3 separate regions of the Homo sapiens genome follow, and regions 1 and 3 are each linked to region 2. A link is a contact called in ENCODE Hi-C or POLR2A ChIA-PET data. All regions are on one chromosome and are shown on one strand. Each heading gives the region's core, a stretch centred on a gene start or an enhancer-like site at or near the end of the contact. The rest is flanking DNA. Distances are from core to core; before and after follow the strand shown. Region 1 overlaps LIMK2 (LIM domain kinase 2). Region 2 holds the start of MYH9 (myosin heavy chain 9). Region 3 holds the start of PIK3IP1 (phosphoinositide-3-kinase interacting protein 1).

Evidence for each region. A loop is a pair of places that touch in the nucleus more often than their neighbours do. ChIA-PET counts read pairs that join two places held with the same protein, here RNA polymerase II (POLR2A). Pooled maps may share reads with other maps.
Region 1: a loop to region 2 is called in a map of transverse colon, with 27 times the contacts of the local background. The contact joins the enhancer-like site here to the promoter of MYH9 in region 2. A Hi-C loop is called at or near these places in 1 of 168 maps with a recorded cell type or tissue (transverse colon). POLR2A ChIA-PET finds 5 or more read pairs at or near these places in 1 of 52 experiments (PC-9).
Region 3: a loop to region 2 is called in a pooled map, with 14 times the contacts of the local background. The contact joins the promoter of PIK3IP1 here to the promoter of MYH9 in region 2. A Hi-C loop is called at or near these places in 5 of 50 pooled maps. POLR2A ChIA-PET finds 5 or more read pairs at or near these places in 3 of 52 experiments (GM12878, PC-9 and T-cell).

The regions. Positions count from the first base shown.
Region 1 is chr22:31,252,224-31,257,102 of GRCh38, reverse strand. All of the region lies in intron 2 of LIMK2 (LIM domain kinase 2), which reads right to left. Among named protein-coding and RNA genes, the nearest start is that of PIK3IP1, 38 kb to the left of the region's middle. Within about 2 kb of position 2,947, at least 13 of the 41 ENCODE cell types and tissues checked have a DNase peak (open chromatin) inside an H3K27ac peak, as active enhancers do; they include transverse colon, where a contact is called at or near this core.
Region 2 is chr22:36,384,850-36,389,746 of GRCh38, reverse strand. It overlaps MYH9 (myosin heavy chain 9), which reads left to right and starts at 1,780. Exons shown (of 41, transcript NM_002473.6): 1 at 1,780-1,940. MYH9-DT (MYH9 divergent transcript) reads right to left here and starts at 1,153. Exons shown (of 3, transcript NR_183573.1): 1 at 1,012-1,153. RefSeq lists enhancers at 1,469-1,763, 3,387-3,436, 3,194-3,907, 3,947-4,136, 3,908-4,621 and silencers at 1,557-2,136, 2,167-2,246, 2,527-2,756.
Region 3 is chr22:31,291,165-31,295,442 of GRCh38, reverse strand. PIK3IP1 (phosphoinositide-3-kinase interacting protein 1) reads left to right here and starts at 2,955. Exons shown (of 6, transcript NM_052880.5): 1 at 2,955-3,168; 2 at 4,147-4,263. The coding sequence starts at 3,099. LOC105372997 (a long non-coding RNA gene) reads left to right here. Exons shown (of 4, transcript XR_001755493.3): 3 at 1,622-1,713; 4 at 2,291-2,499. RefSeq lists an enhancer at 3,573-3,622 and a silencer at 4,183-4,278.

The DNA.
Region 1 (4,879 bases), core at 1,698-4,197, 5.1 Mb after region 2:
CTGGGCAACATAGTAAGACCCCGTCTCTAAAAAAAAAAAAAAAAAAAAAAAAAAAAAAAAAATCTATAGCTCCCTTCTCCCCTAATGACCTGGCTATGAAGCTCCACCTCTCAAAAGTCTGGTGTGTTCTCAGGACTTACCTGCACAGACAACCTCTTCCTCCCTTCTGAGCTTCCCAACACACACAGCTAAGAGCTCCCTGGCCTGCTGAGCCCATGCCATCTCTTTCCTTCTAGCTCCTTCTTTTCCCTATTCTTGTTGTCAAGGCCTTGCACCTTCCACAGTGGCCACATTCTTGCTTCCAAGAGGTTTGAACATTGCTTGGTTTGAATCTTGATCCTGCCACTTACTAGTTACATCATCTTGGGCAAGATATTTTACTTCTCTGGCCTAGTTTCCTCATCTATAAAATGAACTGCTGTGAAAATTAATGGAAATAATATGTATTAAAAATATAGAGAGCAGCTGGGCACAGTGGCTTATGCTTATAATCCCAGCACTTTGGGAGGCCGAGGCGGGTGGATCACTTGAAGTCAGGAGTTCGAGACCAGCCTGGCCAACATGGTGAAACCTGGTCTACTAAAAATACAAAAAATTAGCTGGGCGTGGTGGCATGCACCTATAATCCCAGCTACTCGGGAGGCTGAGGCAGGAGAATCACTGGAACCCAGGAGGTGGAGGTTGCAGTGAGTCGAGATCACGCCACTGCACTCCAGCCTGGGTGACAGAGTCAGACTCTGTCTCAAAAAACATTATAGCTAGCTAGCTAGCTAGCTAGAGATAGCTTATATAAAAGTCCTAATATAGGCAGGGCGCGGTGGCTCACACCTGTAATCCCAGCACTTTGGGAGGCTGAGGCGGGCAGATCACAAGGTCAGGAGTTCAAGACCAGCCTGGCCAACATGGTGAAACCCTGTCTCTACTAAAAATACAAAAATTAGCCGGGCGTGGTGGCGTGCACTGGTAGTCCCAGCTACTCAGGAGGCTGAGGCAGGAGAATCGCTTGAACCTGGGAAGCGGAGGTTGTGGTGACCCAAAATTGCACCACTGCACTCCAGCCTGGACAACAGAGCAAGATTCCGTCTCAAAAAAAAAAAAAAAAAAAAAAAAAAAAAAAAAAAAAAGACCCAATATAGTAGAAACTCAGTATGTGTTAACTTCTATTAAAGATGATGACAATGTAATGGCAGCTCACTTTATCAGCCACTTACTGTCACTAGCTGGACAACTTCTCTTAGTAGCTTTCTCTCATTGAAAATAACTAATAGCATCCTATTACTACAAAGAGCCAATGTGAAGAGGAAATAAGCTAATGTATGAGAGAAAGCCTTTTGCCAGGCAAGTGCATTATTATAACTTGCTAAGCACTGCAGATATAAAAGATAAATACACAGGGCACCCTACTTCACCTTTCATGAGCTTATGAAGAGTTGAGGAAGAGAAAGTCTAAATAAAACTCAACAATGCAAGGTGAGAGGCCACAGTGAGTTCTACTACTTCTGAGCACTGCGGGAGGTAGAGAAGAGGGGCAGGAATGAGTTGAAGCAGCTGAGCTAGGGAAGTCTAGAGAAGCAAGTCCCTGAGAATCCCTTTATCTTTCTGGAGTGCCCAATTCCTCCTGGGTGCTCAACAAACACTGATGGCTATTTTTACCCTATAGCTTTTCCTACTTGTCTTATGGAAGGGGAACTTCAGGGTCTTAAGGGCTGGGTATGGCATGAAGAGTATGGCTGTGAAGTGTCTCAAAACTGCACAGTGAGGTTGGAGGCAGAGGGGAAGACTGTTCTTGGTATGTGGCTCACACTCCTCTCAATATAAGATACATGTGGGATGAGCTCTAAATGAGGAGGAGAGAGATATGGGTTCAAGTTCTTGGGTGCTAAATTGCCTTGGACAAGCCCCTTTCCCTCTCTGGGTTGTTTCCCCACCTGTGAAACAAGAGGACAAACAATACCCTGGGTCCCCTTAACTCTGTGCATATCTGTGTTTTTCCCTAGATGATCTGAGGTTCTAATCTTAGCACCACCATTTACCACCTAAGTGATCTTGGGCTAGCCCCTTCACTTCTCATTTGTGAAATGGCAATGTCATCACCTACTTTCAAGGTAGCAGTGAGGATTTTTTCTTTTTTCTTTTTTTTTTTGAGATGGAATTTTGCTCTTATCGCCCAGGCTGGAGTGCAGTGGCACAATCTCGGCTCACTGCAACCTCTGCTTCCCGAGTTCAAGTGATTTTCCCACCTCAGCCTCCTGAGTAGCTGGGATTACTGGCGCATGCCACCACACCCGGCTAATTTTTCTATTTTTAGTAGAGACGGGGTTTCCCCATGTTGGTGAGGCTGGTCTCGAACTCCCGACCTCAAGTGATCTGCCCGCCTTGGCCTCCCGAAGTGCTGCGATTACAGGTGTGAGCCACTATGCCTGGCCTGCAGTGAGGATTAAATGTGGTTCTGAAGAACTATGGGGTGCCCAACAGAGGGCTGGCAGTAGGAGCAGGGGCTTCCTTCTTGCCTCCTGCCTTCTGACTTAGAAGTTCCTGGGCAACCATCTTTCTTCTTCACTAGACTGTTAGCTCCCTGAGGACAAAAACAGCATCCCACTTACTCTTGGTAGACTCAGCACCAAGCAAAGGACCTGGAAGAGCAAAGCCTTAACAAATATTTCCAAACTGAAAATGGTAGGAGTGGCAAGAACCAGTAGCCCAGGTAGGGGAGCACAAGGGTTCCATGGCTCCTGGTCACCAGGTCCTTCTTTTCTTCTGTGTGCAGACTTATTTGCACCCAAATGCAGGCCTGGGCTCTGTTACGCCCTTGCAATGGTATGTGCGCCGCAGGGCATGGGAGCACCAGAACACACCCTCCTTTCCATTGCCAATATCCTGCTTTTGTTTGCTGCAAGTAGCTCTGGCCAGGCCCAGGAGAGGGAGCAGGGAGACAAACAAGTACAGGCATGCAGGAGACAGCCAGGCCAGCCTGCTGGGAAGAACACCTGGCTGGAGAGCAACGTCACCAGTCCACATATCTGTGTCAAGGAATGCCTTTAAAGGGCACAGCCAGCTATGTGGCCAAAGTCACTGCCACACATGTCTCTGAAGAACTGGAAGGTGAACAGCTGACAGGAGGGCTGGGTATGGATCCCTAAGCTGTGTTTTGCCACAGAACACAACTGGGTTCTCAGACCACTTAAGAAGTTGCCATGGTAGACTTCAGAGTTCTAGCTTAGCTATCAATTAACAGCTACTATTTATTGAATGCCAGCCATAATCCAGGTCCTATATGAGGTACCTTATTTATATTATCTCTAATCCTGACAACCCTACGGTAGCAGGATTATCCCTGTTTTACAGAAGACTGAAAAGCAGAGTTAAAGTCAAATCATTCTGCAAAGCTGCCCAATACATAATTGATGGAGCTGGAATGTGAAGCTATGTGTGCTTGGCTGCAAAGCCACATCCACTGTACTATGTCACCGGAGTGAGACAGCACATCTCAACAGCTGAGCCTCAGGATTCTCACCTGTGAAAATAAGGAAGCTGGAGCCCTGACAGCTCAAGACCCTTTGAGTGTTAACACTTCGTGATGCTTCTCCTTTAGCCCAAGTACTGAATGTTAAATAGCACAATTCTCCTCCTTCATATACTTCACAGTGTTCAATTCCCCAGCAGTCTCTGTTCTTTTAAACAAAGAACCCAGAACACACTTTGGAACTGTAAGGTGCTACTCGAACATGTCCCACCTCAGATGCTTAGAGGCCATGGACATCATACGTTCTTCCCAAAGCCAAGGCTGTTTTTCTACCTTTCAATTTTTGGAAGTTTCAAGTGAAAGTCAAAATCTGCCCTGGCTGTAGGTAGAAGAGTACCCAGCTGGGAGGTGGTAAAGCTGAGGTCTGAACCAGTCATCCCACTGTCCTGAGGAGCCAGAGTGAATTGAGCTGAAATCCTCAGGTTAGGGGAGATCACCTAGAGGCCTACATACGCTGAGGCTATGCCTAAGGACAACCTCCAAAACTCATCTTCCAAAACATTACTGAGGGGTTCTGAGGGCTTGGGCAGATACAAAGTGCATGGAACCCTGATGGTCAGTTCAGTGGGTCAACCCAGATCCACACAGAGACCTTTTGAGTCAGCAGAGAACATATGAGTTTTTTAAAAAAGATAATCAGTTGAGATTTTCTCTTTCAAGACCTGGATCCATATTCCTTCTCTGCCATTTACCATCTGTGTCACCCAAGGCCAGTTACTTCATGACTCTGAGCCTCAGTTTCCTCACTTGTACATTGCTAATAATATCTTATGGGGTTATGAGAATTAAATTATGTACAGATGTCTTGCATGATGCCTGGCTCACAGAAGGTAGCCAGTAAGTGTTCATTTCTTTCCCTCCCCAATTTGAGACCACCAAGGGCAAATGCAGACAGACCCCTTTTTCTCCTATGCCTAGCAATATGGACCTGCTTCTCAGCCCAGAATGAAACAGATTTCTGTAAGTGAAAAAGAAAGGTCCTAAAATGACCTTTATTTATCTATCCAAATAGAAATCAACTTTTTTTTTTTTTTTTTAAGAGACAGAGTCTTACTCTGTCACCCAGGCTGGAGTGCAGTGGCACAATCATTGCTCACTGTAGTCTGACCTCCCAGGCTCAAGAGATCCTCCTGCCTCAGCCTCCTGAGTAGCTGGGACTACAGGTGCACACCACCATGCCTGGCTAATTTTTTATTTTTTGTAGAGACAGGGTCTCCCTATGTTGCCCAGGCTGGTCTTAAACTCCTGGACTCAGGTGATCCTCCAGCCTTGGCCTCCCAAAGTGCTGGGATTACAGGAAGGAGCCACCAAGCCCAGCTGAAATCAATTGATTCTAATAGATTTCTAATAATTAGG
Region 2 (4,897 bases), core at 531-3,030:
GTATCTATAAACCTGACCAATATTGAGCATTTTTTTTTTAATTAGGTGAAAATGGCATTTTATGTTGTTTTGTTTGCATTTCTTATGGCTTTTTAAAAATAATTATTGGCCATTTATAATTCTTCTTTAAAATCACCTGTTCCTGTTTTTGGCCATTTTTATTTTGGAGTCTTTGAGGTTTTTCTTTTTCTTTTTCTTTGTTTTTTTTTTTTTTGAGGCGGAGTTATGCTCTTGTTGCCCAGGCTAGAGTGCAGTGGTACGATCTCTGCTCACTGCAACCTCCGCCTCCCGGGTTCAAGCGATTCTCCTGCCTCAGCCTCCTGAGTAACTGGGATTACAAGCATGGGCCACCATGCCCGGCTAATTATTTTGTATTTTTAGTAGAGACGGGGTTTCTCCACGTTGGTCAGGCTGCCCTTGAACTCCCAACCTCAGGTGATCCGCCCGCCTCGGCCTCCCAAAATGTTGGGATTACAGGCATGAGCCACGCGCCCGGCCGAGGTTTTTCTTATCAACTGGGAAGAGATCTTTATATATTGCTGATAGTAATTTGTCACAGAGTTGCAAAATCTTTTTTTCCCAGCTTTCTTTTGCCTTTAGAACATAGCTTTTTTCTGAAGTTAATTTGGAAGAATAGTCATGATAGCAAGCACATTCCAGTAAGAAAGAGTAATGATGAGAAATTTGCCCTCATAGATATAGAATGTATTATAAAGGTATCTTCATTAAAGCATGGTGGGATTGGCACAGGTGCACACAGAGAGATCAATGTATACAAGTCAGAAACAGCTTCAAGTATAATAGTTCTATAGGCGATGAAGGTGCCAACTAAAATCAGTGGAGAAAACAGTGTTTGGACAAGTGGCTATTACAAAAATTATCTTAGGTTTCTTCCTTACCCCAAAAATAAATTCCAAATGGATCAAAAGATTTTTCATTTAAAAATGAAAACATTTTTTATCCTCTTGTAGTGGACAGTAACAAAAAAAAAGTGCAATTTGTAACAAGTACCTGAAAGGATGTATGCGAGTTAATGACATGGAGGTGAAGAGAGGCTCGGAAGGGTATTCCAGGTGGAGAGAACGGCCAGAGCGAAGGTTTGGAGGCTGAAAGGCAGCAACGTGCGGATCCTAAAGAGGCAGGGTCAGGAATCGAACTCAAGACGCTCACAATGGAATCCAGGGCTGAGTCCATGCCCGCCCCCACAGGGATCATAATTATGTAAAATAGCATTTTTCCCATATATGGTACTTAATATCTGTCCTTGTGGTGGGATGACATGAGACTGAGAGCACAGCTCGCGGGGCGGGGTGTCAGAGTTCCAGACCTTCCCAGTCGGCTCCCGCAGGGCCTCGCCCCGGCCCAGGCAAGGCACCAAAACCCCGGCCCGGAGCTCTCCGCGCCCCGAGTCGCCGCCTCCTGATTGGATTCCCCCTGTGTCAATCCTTGTCCTAGAACCTGGCTGTCCGTTGGACCCGCCCTAGAGGGCGGGGCTCCCGCCTAGGAAGCGCGGGGGAAGGTGGAGCGGGTGGAGGTGGGGCGGAAAGAGGATGTTGAATCCCCACCCATCTGGCCGCAGAGGCTCCGCCCACCCCCTTTCCACAGGCCAATACGTCTGCCCATCAAGGCCAGGCGCGGCCTGCAGTGGGTGTAGCAGGAAGGGGGCGGGATTGTGCCCCAGGCTCCGCCCCGGAGCCGGCTCCCGGCTGGGAATGGTCCCGCGGCTCCGAGGGCGGGGCGGGAAGGCGGCGAGGAGCCGAGCTGGGTGCGGTGAGGCGCGCAGATCACCGCGGTTCCTGGGCAGGGCACGGAAGGCTAAGCAAGGCTGACCTGCTGCAGCTCCCGCCTCGTGCGCTCGCCCCACCCGGCCGCCGCCCGAGCGCTCGAGAAAGTCCTCTCGGGAGAAGCAGCGCCTGTTCCCGGGGCAGATCCAGGTTCAGGTGAGCGAGCCCCACCGCGGTCCCGCCCCGGGCAGGCGGCGGCGGGCGGGCGGGGGCGAGACGCGCTGCCGCCAGGCCGACTGGTGGTTCTTGGGCTCAGTGCGGCCCGCCACCCGCGCGGGCGGGGGCGAACGCCGGCGGCTCAGGGCCCGGCACCGCATCCTTCCCAGGGGGACCGGGACCCCCACGCGGGCGCTCGGGGAGGGCGCCGGCAGCAGCGAGGCCTAGGGGTGCAGGGGCGGCCTCGGGACCCGGCGCTCCCCGGCGCCCCCCGTGTCCCCCGGCGCGGTCTCAGGACTGGGCACTGGAGCCGACCTCCCCCAGCCGCTGGGGCACGCGCCCCGCCCTCGCCTCGCCCAGGCCCGACTCGGGCAAACTTTTTAACCCCTTCCGGGAGCCGCGGCCCCTGGGACGCAGCCTCACGGGTTGGGAGCCCGGGGCAGCCGCTCCCGTGGAAGTTTCTGGCGTCTGAGGCACGGAGGTAACGGGCAGCGGGCACCGTTTGGCAGCTGTCAGGGCGTCCTCCTGAGTCAGAGTCGGACCGTCCCGCTGCAGACCTTGCACCCGGCCCGGTTTCCGCCTCCGCGGCCGACTTCCTCATTCGCCCGCTGCCGTCGGACTGGTCGGGGAGGGCCCGGGGGAGGTGCGGCGGCTGCCCGGACAAGGGGGACCCGGCGGGGACCCGGGCGCGAGACAGGAAGGGCCACCCCCAGTCCCTGCTCCAGCCCTCGACCTCCGACTTCTGATCCTCGGGGGAGGGAGGCCCGGAATGCAGCAGCCGTCGGGGCCGCCCAGGCGTGCACCTGATTCCACCGCACCCAGGGGCCATCCCGTCTGGGCGGGGTGCGGGGGCAGCTAGCTCTGCCGTTACGAGCAGGCCTGGGCGATTGCATCTTTCCTGTTTGAGCCAAATCGGAGTTTTCTATTCTCCACTCCACGCACCCGCTTCCCTGTGCTGGGGTCCTCACCCCATCCTGTTCTGGGGCCACGCACAGGAGACAGGACTGCGGCACCCTCATTCTCCAGGGAAGCCCCGCTGTTTCAAACTGAGACTCAGCACCCCCAGCACTAGCTTGCCGGCTGTCCTGTGGTGGGGGGCAGGGTGAGCGCACGGCCCCACCCAGCCGGTGTGGAGAGAAGACTCCTTGGGAAGTCCCAGGTCGTAGAGGCAGGCGGCTGTCTCCACCGGGCAGTTGAGAGGCCCAGCCACTTCTCGGTTCACTGCGCCCTTTTCTGGGTTTAACAGGATTTCAAAGTGACTGATGAGTAACCGTGGAAAGGGAAGAGAGCCTTAGCTCCTTCTCCGTGCAGCGCAGCACTGTGGCCATTCTAACTACACTGTCTGGGCCAGTGTTTGGCTCACCTGATGGCTTAGGAGTCCCTTTTTGGTAAGGAGGGAGGCCTTTTGAGACAATCACTCAATTAATAATAGTCAGTTTATATACAAGGCTGCTATGTGTGGGGGAAGGGGACACAGATGTGTAATTGAGCAAATATTTAACTGCCCTCTCTGTGCCAGGGACTCTGCCAGGTGGTGGGGGGGTGGGAGGTTGAGTAAGACCTGGCCCGTGCCCATGGGCACTTAGGGGAGAACTGAGACAAATCTGTAGATGAGTCTAACGTGAGGTAGAGATGACAGGGACCCCGGAAAGGTACTGTGAGTCATGGGGATTGGGAGAAGGGAGCCAGACTGCCCTGTGAAATCCCCGGGGCCCTGCCTCTGCCCTTGGGGAGTTTACAGTCCTCAAGGGGAAAGTGGCAGAACCAGTGAAATACAAAGGCAGCCTGTGATGTGTGTCCCAAGTATGCCATAGACAAAGGACTCAGGAATTTCAAGGCTGAGAGGGGCCACTTCTCTTGGGCAAGGAGGAGGCTGCTACAAGGGAGAAGCACATTGCAGGTTTGGCAAACTGAGGCAAGCATGCGGTGTTGGAAAGTGAGGAGCCACTTAGTGGATAATTGGGGGGTAATTAAAAACATGGAGAGATTGCTCAGTGTAATTTGAGAGCCACTGCGCTCTGGATGACTGTGGGGTGACACCAAAGAACTTCAGTCTCCACACTCAGCAAACCCTGGCAGCGCAGGTGGGCAGAGCCAGGTGTCTGGAGAGCCGGCATTGGCAGGCTCTGGGGAGCTCCCCAGCCCCGGAGAGAAGGGCAGCATTCGGTGAGGCTGTTCATCTGAAAGGTTCAGGAGGGTAGAGGAGAGGGAGGGCCCTGGCTTTCTTGCTTTTATTTTTAAACTTTTTAACCTAAGGGGTTGGAGATGGGACAACTTCTCTCTCGTAGGATGAAGGACGCATGTTAATCACAGCCTGCCTTTTGCCCGCTCTTGCTCCAGAAAAAACAAAACAAGGATCTGTTAGCTCTTTAAAAGAAGAAAAACACACTAAAAAAATGCAGCATTGTTGTGTAGCCTGGTAGGGTATTGCTAGAAACCAGGCTGGCTGTTCTTCCTTTACTTCCTCTTCTAGCTAATTCTTCAATAAAGTACTTAAGACAGCCCTTACCAGCTTGACATCTTTATTTCAAAAGGAGAGGAGGGGTTGGCTGTTGTTTTCCTCTGAGCCTGGCCCTACCCTTCTCTTGGAGGGGGAGAAAGAGAAACCCAAAGCAAAGGAAAAAGAGAGAGAGAGAAAAAAAAAAACCCGTGCCTTGACAGCTTCCTCCCAAGCATCATGTTCCAAAAATATTTAGAATAACAAAATCTGTGTGTCGTCGTAATTAAACAAACGTCCTAATTTACTGAGCATAAAACAGCATCTCTGCCTGCTGGGGCAGGAAGTGCATTTCCCTTTGTGCAGCCCCAGAGAGTCACTGCCTCTCAGCCTTAACCCTTGGTGTGCTGAGACCCTGGGCTGGAGTCCTCTGCTGACAAAAGAATGGAGCCCTGGCAGTGCTGCTGCTGTGGCTTACTGAATCCCACTCTTAGAGCTGGGAAGAGTGGGGTAGTGGAAA
Region 3 (4,278 bases), core at 1,706-4,205, 5.1 Mb after region 2:
AAAATAGTATATGCTTTCTTTGGCAAGTGGAATATCACCCTGTTACTCTCTCCCTTACTCTGCTTCACTTTTTTTCGCATAACGCTTAAGATTACCTAATATTTTACATGTTTATCATGTCTCTCCCAATTAGAATATAAGCTTCATGAGGGCAGAGATTTCAAATATTTTGTTCACAGATGTATTCCCAGTATCTACAACTATATTTAGCATGTAGCAGATTCTCAAAAATATTTGTAAAATTAATAAAATTTAAAAATCCCTATTATATTGGAATTGTTAAATTAAAAAAAAATTTTGGCCAGGCGCAGTGGCTCACACCTATAATCCCAGCACCTTAGGAGGCCAAGACAGGCGGATTACGAGGTCAGGAGATCGAGACCATCCTGGCTAACACAGTGAAACCCCGTCTCTACTAAACAAAATACAAAAAATTAGCCGGGCGTGGTGGCGGGCGCCTGTAGTCCCAGCTACTCGGGAGGCTGAGGCAGAATGGCGTGAACCCAGGAGGCGGAGCTTGCAGCGAGCCGAGATGGCGCCACTGCATTCCAGCCTGGGCAACAGAGCAAGACTCTGTCTCAAAAAAAATAAATTTTTTTTTTAAGACAGGGTCTCTCTTTGTTGCCCAAGCTGGAGTGCAGTGGCATGATCACAGGTCACTGCAGCCTCCAACTCCTGAACTCAAATGATCCTCCCACCTCAGTAGGTGGGACTACAGATGAGTGCCACCACACCTACCTATTTTTTTTTTTTTGTAGAGATGAGGGTCTTATTATGTTGCCCAGGCTGGTCTCAAACTCCTGGGCTCATCCTCCCACCTTGGCCTCCCAAGTGCTGGGATTTACAAGTGTGAGCCACTATACCTGGCCAAATTTTAAAATGCTACCGTATCTGTGTATGAATATGTGTGAATAAATTTACAGACTCTAGGGTGTAATTCACAGGGTAGACCAAGTCAAGAGTCAGAGGATCAGAAGCTTGGGTGGGGAGATAGGAGAGTGATTGCAAAAACAAAGCAATCTATCTTATTAAATGGACGAAAGGGATCAAACATTATCAGTAAACTATTTTAAAGAGTGAATTAAATGTATCTCTCTATCCTTTCTATGAGTGTAGTGAATTCAGATTCACCTCAGATTAGTTGAATTGACACTAGTTTTCTTCCCTGATAAAGCTTTTAAAATTTATTTAGTAAAGTGGCCAGGCATGGTGGCTCACACCTGTAATCCCAGAACTTTGGGAGGCCAAGGTGGGTGGATCACCTGAGGTCAGGAGTTTGAGACCAGCCTGGCCAACATGGTGAAACCCCATCTCTACTAAAAAAATACAAAAAAAAATTTAGCCAGGCGTGGTGGCGCACACCTTTAATCCCAGCTACTTGGGAGGCTGAGGCAGGAGAATTGCTTGAACCTGGGAGGTGGAGGTTGCAGTAAGCCGAGATGGTGCCACTGCACTCCAGCCTGGGAGACAGAGACTCTGTCCCCCCCACCCAAAAAAAAATTAGTTGTTTTCCTCCTTAAATTACAGCCTGCAAGATTGAAACAGAGTTTCCCCATTTCTATTTTGGGATCTGACTGAGTCACAAGGTAGTCTTGACGAATCACTCTGCTCTATCTCTCAGTTTACTGAGGCTGCCTGGGAACTTGAGCTGTCAGCCAAACAGGAAGAAGGGCCCTTCTGCCTACTCCAAAAGGCCTCAGTCAAATGGATATGGTGAGATTTAATGATGGATATAAATTACAGCAAATGGATTTCCTATAGGGTGAGGGAAAAAAAAAAAAGCAAACATTTTACTTAAATTCCTCTATACAATTTAGGGCTGGCAGAAAGGGTAGACTATTACAATGTAGCTGAGCAAATTTTTCCATGTTTGCATAACATGTGTTTTCAACTAAAGATACTCCTTCTATAGTCCTACTATATACAACACCCCAAAAAACCTCAAATGTAAGAAAAAGCAATGTGACAGATTTGACCCTGGCCAAGTTACACTGTTTTTTTTTTTTTTTTTTTTTTTTTTTTTTTTTAAGTGTCAGTGTTCATAAAGGCCCTTTTTCTTTTTCAAGGATGGGTATAAAGTGTTACTCGGCCGAACGCGGTGGCTCACACCTGTAATTCCAACACTTTGGGAGGCCGAGGCAGGTGGATTACGAGGTCAGGAGTTCAAGACCAGTCTGGCCAACACAGTGAAACCCCCGTCTCTATTAAAAATACAAAAAATTAGCTGGGTTGTGGTGGTGTGCCCCTGTCACAAGGTAGTCTTGACGAATCACTCTGCTCTCTCTCTCAGTTTACTGAGGCTGCCTGGGAGCTGTCAGCCAAACAGGAAGAAGGGCCCTTCTGCCTAACTCCAAAAGGCCTAAGTCAAATGGATATGGTGAGATTTAATGATGGATATAAATTACAGCAAATGGATTTCCTATAGAGTGAGGGAAAAAAAAAATCCAGCTACTCCGGAGACTGAGGCAGAATTGCGAGAACCCGGCAGGTGGTTGCAGTGAGCCGAGATTGTGCCATTGCACTCCAGCCCGGGCGACAGTGTGAAACTCTGTCTCAAAAAGAAAAGAAAAGAAAAAAAAAAAAACTATTACTCCACTCCCCACCAGAAACTCTTATTTTTTCCCCCCTATGTGGTCATGAATTCCTCCTGGGTGCATAGCTCCCTAAGTTGTTCTGTGTTTTAGTGCTTATAATTTCCCACATCCCATGATGCCCCTTGATAGAATTATTTTTTCTGTACTCACACAAATGGAAACAGAAGAGATGAAAAACCCTGGGGATGCGGCCTCGCAGGTCTCAAACTGATCGGCTGCTAAGCACAACCTGCATATCTCTTGGCTGAGTTCCTTTCTTGGCTCAGTTAGATTTTGCATGACCTAGGAGGCTTAGGACCCAGGGGGCGCCTTTCAGCTGAAAAACAGCTCGCGCTGCAGCAAGCTAGCTGGGAAGCTCCCAGTTCTAAAGAGAGGCTGTTTACCAGAACAGCATAACAAGGGCAGGTCTGACTGCAAGGCTGGGACTGGGAGGCAGAGCCGCCGCCAAGGGGGCCTCGGTTAAACACTGGTCGTTCAATCACCTGCAAGACGAAGGAGGCAAGGATGCTGTTGGCCTGGGTACAAGCATTCCTCGTCAGCAACATGCTCCTAGCAGAAGCCTATGGATCTGGAGGTGAGATTACAATCTTTCCTTTCCGCAGCAACTTCATGAAACAGAAGGGGTAAAGCCCCCTATTTCCCAAACAGGGCCAGGATGACAGGAAACGAAGCGTTTAGCCGGTTTCTGTTGTCCCGTGAAAGCTTTTCCACCCCTCCTTTCCTTGTCAGGGGCTTGCAGCTCCATCTTTGCCATTAAGAACAAAGGCAAGAAGCCACTTTCTCTCTGCCTTTCCTTGCTCATGAGTGGATGGAGCTTGGGGGTTCATCTCCCCTACTCCCCAAGTCCTGTTCTTTCTAAGCCCTTTGCATGGTGTGGTCCTCCTTCCCCAGCCTCCTTCTGTGGTTCTCCTGCAGAGGGGAGTGGGAGCTTGGAGTCTCATCCAGTCAGCGATGAGGCCGGTTTCCTCCGTTTGAGGCTGTCTTGAATCTTTTGCCTGACGGAGTCAAGGCTCCTGGAGAATTCTCCTGGGAGGGAGTATTTGCCTTTTAAACGGGCAGAAGGTGGCCGTATCCGTGAAGGAGGAAACACCGGAGTTTATGTAACGTGGCCATTACAACACAGGGACAAATGTCACGTCTGGGCGCCCCCCGTCCCAAAACTCCCAGCTCCTCAAAGGGACCCTAAGCCAGGCCTCCTCCTCTCCATCTCCTCCTCCAAAGTGGTCACAAGTTCAAGAGTAACAACGCTTTGCACTTCTGCAGCGCTTTCCAGGTTTCAAAAATAAATAAAACCTAACAGTCTCTGAGCGTTGACTGGGGGACAGGCACAGGCTGGGGGCTTCACACCCTGAGGTGTGCGTGGAGTTGGGGGGGGGGGGTGCGTGGGGCGTGGGGGTGTTGCCACGAGAGGAGAGGGAGGCCCAGCAGGGCCCGGGGTCCCCTAACCAGGCTGAGGTTCAGCCCGGGTGGTCCCGGCTCCCCTGTCCGCCACGCTGGGCGTCTTCCGTTCGCTGCCCGCTATTCTGTGTCCGGGGGCTTCTTTTCCTCACAGGCTGTTTCTGGGACAACGGCCACCTGTACCGGGAGGACCAGACCTCCCCCGCGCCGGGCCTCCGCTGCCTCAACTGGCTGGACGCGCAGAGCGGGCTGGCCTCGGCCCCCGTGTCGGGTAAGTGTCCTCCGG